2 separate regions of the Homo sapiens genome follow, and region 2 is linked to region 1. A link is a loop called in an ENCODE intact Hi-C map of the cell type or tissue named here. Cell type or tissue: dorsolateral prefrontal cortex. All regions are shown on one strand. Each heading gives the region's core, and the rest is flanking DNA. Links, peaks and the distances in the headings are about the cores only. Region 1 has its middle 11 kb from the start of NUAK1. Region 2 overlaps LOC105369958 (a long non-coding RNA gene).

The links. A loop is a pair of places that touch in the nucleus more often than their neighbours do. Peaks named below come from ENCODE experiments on the same cell type or tissue, not always from the same donor. Only the 100,000 strongest peaks of a DNase experiment are listed, where the experiment ranks them.
Region 2: a loop joins it to region 1, with 7 times the contacts of the local background. A loop is called at or near these places in 5 of 110 quality-filtered maps.

The regions. Positions count from the first base shown.
Region 1 is chr12:106,147,703-106,152,097 of GRCh38, forward strand. No RefSeq gene overlaps it. Among named protein-coding and RNA genes, the nearest start is that of NUAK1, 11 kb to the left of the region's middle. RefSeq lists an enhancer at 497-996. In dorsolateral prefrontal cortex, for the core only: CTCF peaks have their summits at 1,603 (motif pointing left) and 1,809; DNase peaks (open chromatin) are centred at 499, 1,597 and 1,994; H3K4me3 peaks cover 317 bases; H3K27ac peaks cover 1,713 bases.
Region 2 is chr12:105,535,310-105,539,704 of GRCh38, forward strand. The region is part of intron 3 of LOC105369958 (a long non-coding RNA gene); the gene reads left to right. Among named protein-coding and RNA genes, the nearest start is that of CASC18, 170 kb to the right of the region's middle. In dorsolateral prefrontal cortex, for the core only: no CTCF peak of the experiment used is centred there; no DNase peak of the experiment used is centred there.

The DNA of each region.
Region 1 (4,395 bases), core at 94-4,093:
GAAAATGTCTATGAAGTGTTTAACATAGTACTACATAGGCACGTGGTAAACACAGACAAAACATTAGCTGCTATTATTATTGTTTAAATAATATTATTATTAGATTTATTCTATCAGGTCTATAGCAAGCATGTAAAACAATTACCATTTCCCAAGTAATTATGTCCCAAACAAACAAACAAAAAAACTGGGTCAGGAAAAAATAGCCCTGGGACCTAGATTTCCTATATAACTGCCTACATTTATCTGTGCTGTGTTTATTTGTATTCTTTTAACTCTGGAAAACAGGTCTCTCAGACCCACCCTGCCAAGACCCAGGGTGGCTCAGTGTCAGGCCCTGCGTCCATTCTGTTTACTGTCACCAGGGACTAAGGCTCTAAAAGCAGGCACGAGAGGGAAGGCATTCCAGGCGGGTCACCAGCCCACCCGTGACGACAGACGCTCCCGGCCCACCTGCTCTGGGACGCTCACACAAGCCTTAGATGGCCTGGGGCCTGGCAGCTCGCCCAGTGGAGCCAGCCTGCCCGGCAGCCGGCTAGCTGGCAAGGGATGCATTAGCTGCCTTCCTGGCAGACAAGCCACGTGCCCTAGATTCCTCTCAAGGGCCTGCTTCTCCTGCTTCTCCCAGCCTCATCCTTTGAAACCCTTAATTTAATAGGCATATTTCCAGTCTGCCAACCCCTTCGTGATGCTCTTCATTCGCCTGTTCACTCATTCATTCAACAGATGTTAGCTGAGCATCTATGATGCTGCAGTCATTCTGCAGATAAAGAGTAATACAAGATGGTCCTCTGCCCTCGAGGAGTTTCTAATACCTCCCATCAGCATGATGCTTTACAGTTTACAAAACACTTTCCCACAAGTGGTCTTTTTTAATTCTCAAAATGATACTTTACTTGGGATTAGATATTTTTATTTCCCACGTTTTTCATGGGATATGCTAAGAGATCGAGAGACTACCCTATGGTCTCGCAACTTACAAGCTCAGGTAATTTGGCTACATAATAGCTAATATCTGAGCAACCAAAAACTTCTCCAAGAAAGGGAGAAGAAATCACATCTCACCAATAGTTGTTATATAAAAGTCACAAAAAGTCAGCTCCTTGAAAGATAAAGTCTATTTGACTGTATATCTAATGGCTCCAAAAAGAAATTGCATGTTTTACATATATAAAAGTCACAAAAAGTCAGCTCCTTAAAAGATAAAGGCTATTCGATTGTACATCTAATGGCTCCAAAAAGAAAGTGCATGTTTTGCATGGTGAGGAGACAGACTGATTTCCTCCATGACAGAACAAGGGACAACTGGGAAACTTCCAGGAATTCGGATTGAGAACCTCGCCAGATCTAGGATCTATCTGTCCCTGGCCTCTCCCATATAAATGCCCCACTCAGGACTCTTGAAACATCTGAACTCAAAACCCTGACTGCCCAAATTAACTGGATATGGACAGATGCTGGAAACACGCACACAGGTATGAACAACACCTCTTTCCCCCAGAAGCACCATTTCCAGCGTCCCTACCTTCAAACCTGAAGTTCTCCAGGGGAAACATCAGGTAGCTTTATAAGGAAAAACATCTCCCCACAGCTCCACCAAGTGGCTGGGTCTGCCCACTGAAAACTTCTCCAAGAAATGGAGAAGAAATCTAGTTCACTTCAGTGCAAGCCAAGGTACAAAATAACGACTAGGACCAAGAAAGAGAAGTTGGCCAAATGGAAATGGGGTGGAGAAATTCTGGGGAGACCCAGGAGGCATGGATGTCCTCAGGGCAGGGAGAAGGAAGGCGGTTGAAGCTCTTTAGCAAAAAGTAATTTGGCAAAAATATATAGACTCAGAGCTAGAAGTAGCCAACACTTCCCTTCTAATAGATAAGAGAACTGAAACCCAGAGACGTTCATGCTCTCATCGTGTGACAGAAGGGCAATGGTGGACCCTGTGCAAAACATGGTACTGGTGTGATCTTACTTAATCCATGTGAGTCTACGGCGGATGTATTACTACTTCCCAATTTTACAGACAAAGATAGGGCGAGAGTCAGCACGCTATGGCCCCCTGCCTGTTTTTGTGCCATACACAAGCTAAGAATGGTTTTTACACTTTTGAGTTGCTTTTGAAAATCAAATAATAATAATATTTCATGATTCATGAAAATTATATGAAATTCAGATTTCAGGGCCATAAATATAGATTTATTTGAACACAGTAACATCCATTTTTTTACGTACATCTATGGCTGCTTTTGAGCTAGAAGGGCAGAACTGAGTAGTTTCAACAGAGATCATATGGCCATCAAAGCCTAAAATATTTACTATCTGGCTCTTTACAGAAAAAAATACCAGCTCCTAGAATAGAGACTCAAAGAAGTCAAAGAACCCAAGAAGAAGTAATACGATGGAAAGAGAACAGAAGGATGGGAAGGAGTTAGAAGGCCAGGTCTGTCACTAACTGATCTGTAAGACCAGGGATAATAATAAAATGTCTTACTGGGTTTGTTGGATGGATGGATTAAAAAGTTTAAAACATGCAAATACTTTGTCAGCTGCGAAGGGCTCTACATGTTGTGTCTATTATTTATCAGACTAGAGCCAGCTTATAGTCTCAATTTCCCAACATTTCCCATCACATCACACAGTCTCTCCTGGCCTTAGTTTCCCCATCTAGAAAATGGGGATAATGATACCCTCCATACCCTCCAATGTAGAGACATCATCAAAATGAAAAAAAAAAGAGAGCATCTTTGTGAAAGCCACTTCTAAAATAATTTGTAGATACTTAGTTTCAGGGTTCCAATCTCCTTTTTAAAATGAAACTGAATGCCATGAGTTTTCAGCCTCCAAGGTAGAATTTCGTGAGCCAGAGAAAGGACAGCACAAAGAAATCCAGCCTGGCTTCAGCTTGGAGTCCCGCTTTTTCAAAAAGAGCAGCTGTCTCACTGTTCTTTCGAAAGGGCAACTGATTGGATTCTCTGTACCTTCATTATGCTGGAAAGGTCATTTAGAGAAATTAATGTGTCCTTGGGGGATTGCTATCGCTATCCAGTAGTCCCCTCCAGCCTTGCACTTCGCTCTCACCCCTGGCTTTTCACGTTACCAGCTGGCAAACTTCAGAGGTGGTACCAGCCACTCATAGCAGACAGAGAGCAGGTGATGAGTGGACTCTGGCCATAGGGACCAATCTCTGTACTGACAGAGTGAATGAGAGGCCAGGTGGGGTGGCTCACTCCTGTAATCCCAGCACTTTGAGAGGCCGAGGCTGGTGGATCACTTGAGGTCAGGAGTTTGAGACCAGCCTGGCCAATTTGGTGAAACCCCGTTTCTACCAAAAATATAAAAAATTAGCCGGATGTGGTGGCTTGTGCCTGTAATCCCAGCTACTTGGGAGGCTGAGTCATGAGAATCACTTGAACCCAGGAGGTGGAAGCTGCAGTGAGCTGAGATTTCGCCATTGCACTCCAGGCTAGCCTGGGAGACAGAGCGGGACTCCCTCTCAAAAAAATAATAAAAATAAAAATAATTTTAAAAAATAGAGTGGATGAGTAGTCCCTAGGGCAGTTCTAGAAGAGAAGCAAAGACCTACTGCTGAGGCAGGAGCCGGTGAGCAGCCCACTCGGTCCACACCTGGCCACAGCACAGATACAGCAATTTTCCAGAGAAAATTTAGATAAACACTTTTACCTAAATGTCCCAGTAGCTCTCACCAAAATACTTGGGTCATTGGCCTACCTGCTGGCTCAGACTTTAGTATCCAGTGTAGCCCCTTAGAATCCAGCTACATCCATCTAAAATAAGTCCAGCCAAAGTTGAAGGGAATAAAACACAGAGAAATTCCAATGTGAGAGAGGCTGTGTAATATTGAGAATGAAAGCTCTTGTAGTCTGATCTGGGTCAAACTCCAGCTCCCTCCATTTCTAGCTGCGTGACTTTAGGTAACTTGCTTAACTTCTCTGGGTCTCAGTTTCTGCATCTACAAGATGGGAAGAATGCCTAACAAATATAGTTATTTGGGGAAGATTATATTAAAATATGCCTGGTGTCTGGAAAATAATAAGGGCTCAGTTAAAGGGGAGTTAGGGTAGCAGGTTCTGCTTAGGCATCTTGGTAGCCCTTTGTCCCTTAGATCAAGACTGCAAAGAACCACTTGCTGAATGTGAATGAATGAACGAACAAATGAGCTAACAAGCAAAAGAGCAGTGTGCCTCATTCTGGCTTCCTGATAACGCCCAGGAGAACCATGATATCACATTCTTGTGTCCGATTTACAGATGAACAATGTGAGTCCCAACAGCCTACATTATCCATAGAAATCTGGAATTCGAGCCAAGAGTTTACATTTTGGCTTCCATTTGGGCCTCTGTTTGCTCATCAGGTAAACAGGTAAAATCGTCAAACCTA
Region 2 (4,395 bases), core at 250-4,249, 610 kb before region 1:
CCCTGGAAACATTTTCCCCATTGTCTTGGTGATTAACATGTGGCTCCTTGTTATTTATGCAAATTTCTGCAGAAGGCTTGAATTTCTCCCCAGAAAATGGATTTTTCTTTTCTATTGCATCATCAGGCTGCAAATTTTCCAAACTTGAATGGTCTGCTTTTCTTTTAAACATAAGTTCCAATTTCAGATAATTTCTCTCAAGTTCAAAGTTCCACAGATCTCTAGAGCAGGGACAAAATGCTGCCAGTCTCTTTGCTAAAGCATAGCAAGAGTCACCTTTACTCCAGTTCCCAAGAAGTTCCTCACCTCCATCTGAGACCACCACAGCTGGAACTTCATTGCCCATATCCCTATCAGCATTTTGGTTTAACCCATTCAACAAGTCTCTAGGAAGTTTCAAACTTTCCTACATTGTCCTGTCTTCTCCTGAGCCCTCCAAACAGTTCCAACCTCTGCCTATTACCCAGTTCCAAGGTCACTTTCAGTTTTCAGGTATCTTTATAGCAGTACCCTACTCTCTGCAGTACCAATATACTGTATTAGTTCTCACACTGCTATAAAGATACTACCCCAAACTGAGTAATTTATAAAGGAAAGAGGTTTAATTGACTCACAGTTCTGCATGGCCAGGGAGTCCTCAGGAAACTTACAATCATGGTGGAAGGGGAAGCAGGCACGTTTTACATGGTGGCAGGTGAGATAGAGCGTGTGTGAGAGCACATGAAAAACTACCATTTATAAAACCATGAGATCTTGTAAGAACTCACTCACTATTACAAGAACAGCATGTGGGAAACCGCCCCCATAATCCAGTCACTTCTCTCCCTTGACACGTGGGGATTACAGGTCCCTCCCTTGACACATGGGGGTACAATTCAAGATGAGATTTGGGGGGGACACAGAGCCAAACCATATCACACACAAAATATTTAGCTGGATAACTTTTTTAGAGATGAAAATTTCCATGTTACAAACACCCAAATCAAGAAAGAGATAAGAACACTCAGAAGCCTCTCTTGTTCTAGTCATTCCCAAAAGGCAAAAATTGTTTGGATTTTTCCCATCTGAGATTAATTTTGGTTGTTCTGGAGCTTTCTATAAATGAAATTGTAGACACGTACTCTCCTGTCTAGCTTCTTTTTGCTCAACATTATGTGTGAGATCTATCCATTTTGTGCATGTCCTGATAGTTTTGTTTTCATTGCTATATTGCAGTCTATTGTCTGAATGTACCACAATTTATTTATCTTTGTACTATTGATAGAAAGCTGGGTTATTTTCAGTTTTGAGTTATAACATATATTGTTTCTATGAACATTCTTTTGCATGTCATACACACTGATTTCTCCTGGGTTTATAACCAGGACCGCAATTGCTGCAAAGCTGCATCATATGTTTTGTCAAATACATAGTTGCCAAATTAGAAAAAATGCAAAATTTCATGTAGTATGGGGGAACCTTTCCCTCCATTTTGGATGAGGAGTTCCTCAGAGTTCTGGACTTCATCTTAGTCTTTTTTTCACAAAGTGTTTATGGGCCATGAAGATTCTCAAAAATAGGTGGAATCAAATTGGCTGTCATAATACATGGAAAGAATTTATAGGGACAGGGGTATCTGGAGGTGTGAGGTCTCTTTTGTGGTGCCTGCTGAGATGTTCTGATCTCAGCCCTGGAGAGTCTTCCAGGCTGGGATCCAGTTAGGCTTGTTCTACCTGTCCACTCCCTTTCTTCCTCCTTCTTGGCTTTGCACTTTTTCATAATTTCTTACTTCCAGACGAATGGGTTTCAGGGATGAGTTTACAAACATATCAATCATTTGCTTCCTGGAACTAAAAGTTCCCCACAGGCCCCTACTGCACTTGAATCAGTAAGGTCAGCAAGTGATCAACCCATTTGCAAGGGGCTATTTGTTACCTACGACTGGGGGCTAGGAGCTAAGCCTGGGCTGATGTAGCATTTGGGTAGTGGCAGAAAGAGCTCTCCACTGAAGCTCACTCCCCCTTTGGTGTGACAGTGACAAACTCCACGATGACTTCTCTTTGGCTAATCAGGATCCTTTCCAGTAGAAGCCTTGACATCTCATTTAACCCCAGATGTAAAGACACCTCCATTCCAGAGCACATGGATCTTAACTGCTCAGAACACACTCAGAGTCCAGAGGAAACTGCAAGTGTTTCCTTTCCTTCTCAGAAGATTTTTCACACAATGCTGAATCTCTCTTTCCTGGATTTCTGGAGTCCTTTCTCCTTCAGTTTTACTCTTCCCTCCATATTCCCTCCACCTTCTCCTGGGTTCCTGTCTTTATCTTGTACATCTCAGGCTGGAAGTAATATTTCCAGTGTCCTCCTGCTTCTCCCCTACCCCTCATGTTGATAAGTATCATTGCTGGAGAGTCTCATCTACTTCTGAGAAGGGCAACCACAAGATAAAGACTGGTGGAGCTTTGGGGAAGACAGAATGGTGCCCCTAAAGCACCACTTTGATGCATGGTTTTTCTAAAATATTCCTCACCACCACAGTTAAGGGTTGGTTGGAGTGGGCAGAAAAGTCACGGAACAAATGGAAACTTCTTTTTCTAAAAAAAAAATTATTTTTTAAGTCAGATTTATTGAGGAATGTTTTATACATCATGAAATTCATCTTTTTTTTTTGGACCTACAGTGCAATGAATTATGAGAAGTGTATACAATTGTGTAACCACCACCATAACTGAGATACAGAACATTTCCATCTCTCTAAAAAGTGCCCTGGGGCCTTAGCACAGCCAGTGCCTCCCACCAGTCCCAAGAGGGGATCTTTTACAGTGCAAATGCCCCCTAAGGAGGCCACATTAGTCAGTCTGGAATGGATGGCTGAGGATAGGTCTTTGTTTCCTCTAGATGGGAGGAATTAAGGCTGTGTGAACTGAAGATGGAGTGGCTTGTGCTGAATCCAACTTAGCCCCAGGGACAAGGTTCTGGATGAAGTGTCAGGGGATTGAGACCTGGGTCTGGTGGGGAAACTGGGGGGAAGCATCAACCCCAGGGGGGAAACTGCAGCTGGATGTGGACTGGGGGTTGAAAGGAGGAGCAAAACCAGAAACCAAGAGGCAGCAACTCAGCATCCCACATGGAGTCCTTTGGTTCTTTGGACTATGTCCTCAATAGTCTTAAAAGTGTCAGAACTCTCATAAGGAATATGGGCTGGGATCAAGGAAGAGTGGGCAAAAGGGGGTGGTCTGGGTGGCACTAAAGACTTGCTGGTTTCAGGTTGTGTCTGTGTGTGTATGCATGGGTGTGAGGATGCATGTGTGCATATGTGTATGTGTGTGTATGTATGTGTGCATGTGTGTATAAGTGTGTGTGTGTATGAGTGTGTGTGCACATGTATACATGTGTGTCAGTGTGCATGCATGCGTGTGTGTGCCTGTGTATTCAGAGACCATGGCAAGACACTGGGTCATCTCAAGACATCCCAGCTGACCCATATTCTCAGCTGGGTAGGGAAGCTTGGGGCAAGGCCAGCCAAGCCTGGTTGGGGCAAGGCCAGCCAAGCCTGGTTGGGGCAAGGCCAACCAGGGGGCTCCAGTGCAATGAAGGAGCCTCTTCCCTTTGTGCACTGGAGCCCCCAGTGCTGCTTCATCAACAAGCCCGTGCTGGAGCTGAGCAGAGCAGCATGTGCTGGGGGCTGACATCCCAGCTGCATGCTCACGCGCCGTCACCCCCAGCTGGAGCAACCGCACATTCTTAGACGCTCTATGTCATGGAAAGAAAGGTGAAGTGCTCCATCTGCTCTGCTCTGCTCTCTCCAAACGTTACCACTCTGGCAACAAAACGGAGGGCACCGTGGCTAGAGACTATTTGTTCTCTTGGACGGTGGAGAGATTCTTTTAAATCCTGGAGTCCTTGATGGTATTAAGTTTGAGGAATTTTTCAAACCATCATCAGGGAGAAGCATCTGCTAACAACCCCTTTCTGCACATAGTACTCATGGAGATTTGGTCTGAGGAGAATGACTCGGCAGGTTGTGTTTTTGTGGAATTATGCACCAGAGGAGATAAGAACATGCTTTCTTTCCCATAGCTGTTTGCTTTAATTGATGAATATGTTTAATTATTGAGCCCCTACTATGTGCAAGATGATAGAAAGCCAGAGGTAAACCAGCCAGGTAAGGTCTCTGCCCTCAAGAGCTGATGGTCTGGTGGAGGTGAGCATCTGCCCAGAGCAAGGCCCTGTAGGAGGCTCTCCGATGGGCTCCAAAGTGGTTGTGACTGATTGATTGCTTCCACAGTTGTAATTAATATGCCCTTTACACAAAGACTTTGCAGCTCCTTCCATCGAGAGGTGGAGCCTGTTTGCCTGTCCTTGAATCTGGGCTCAACTGTGACTTGATTTGGCCAGTAGAAGGTGAGGAAGT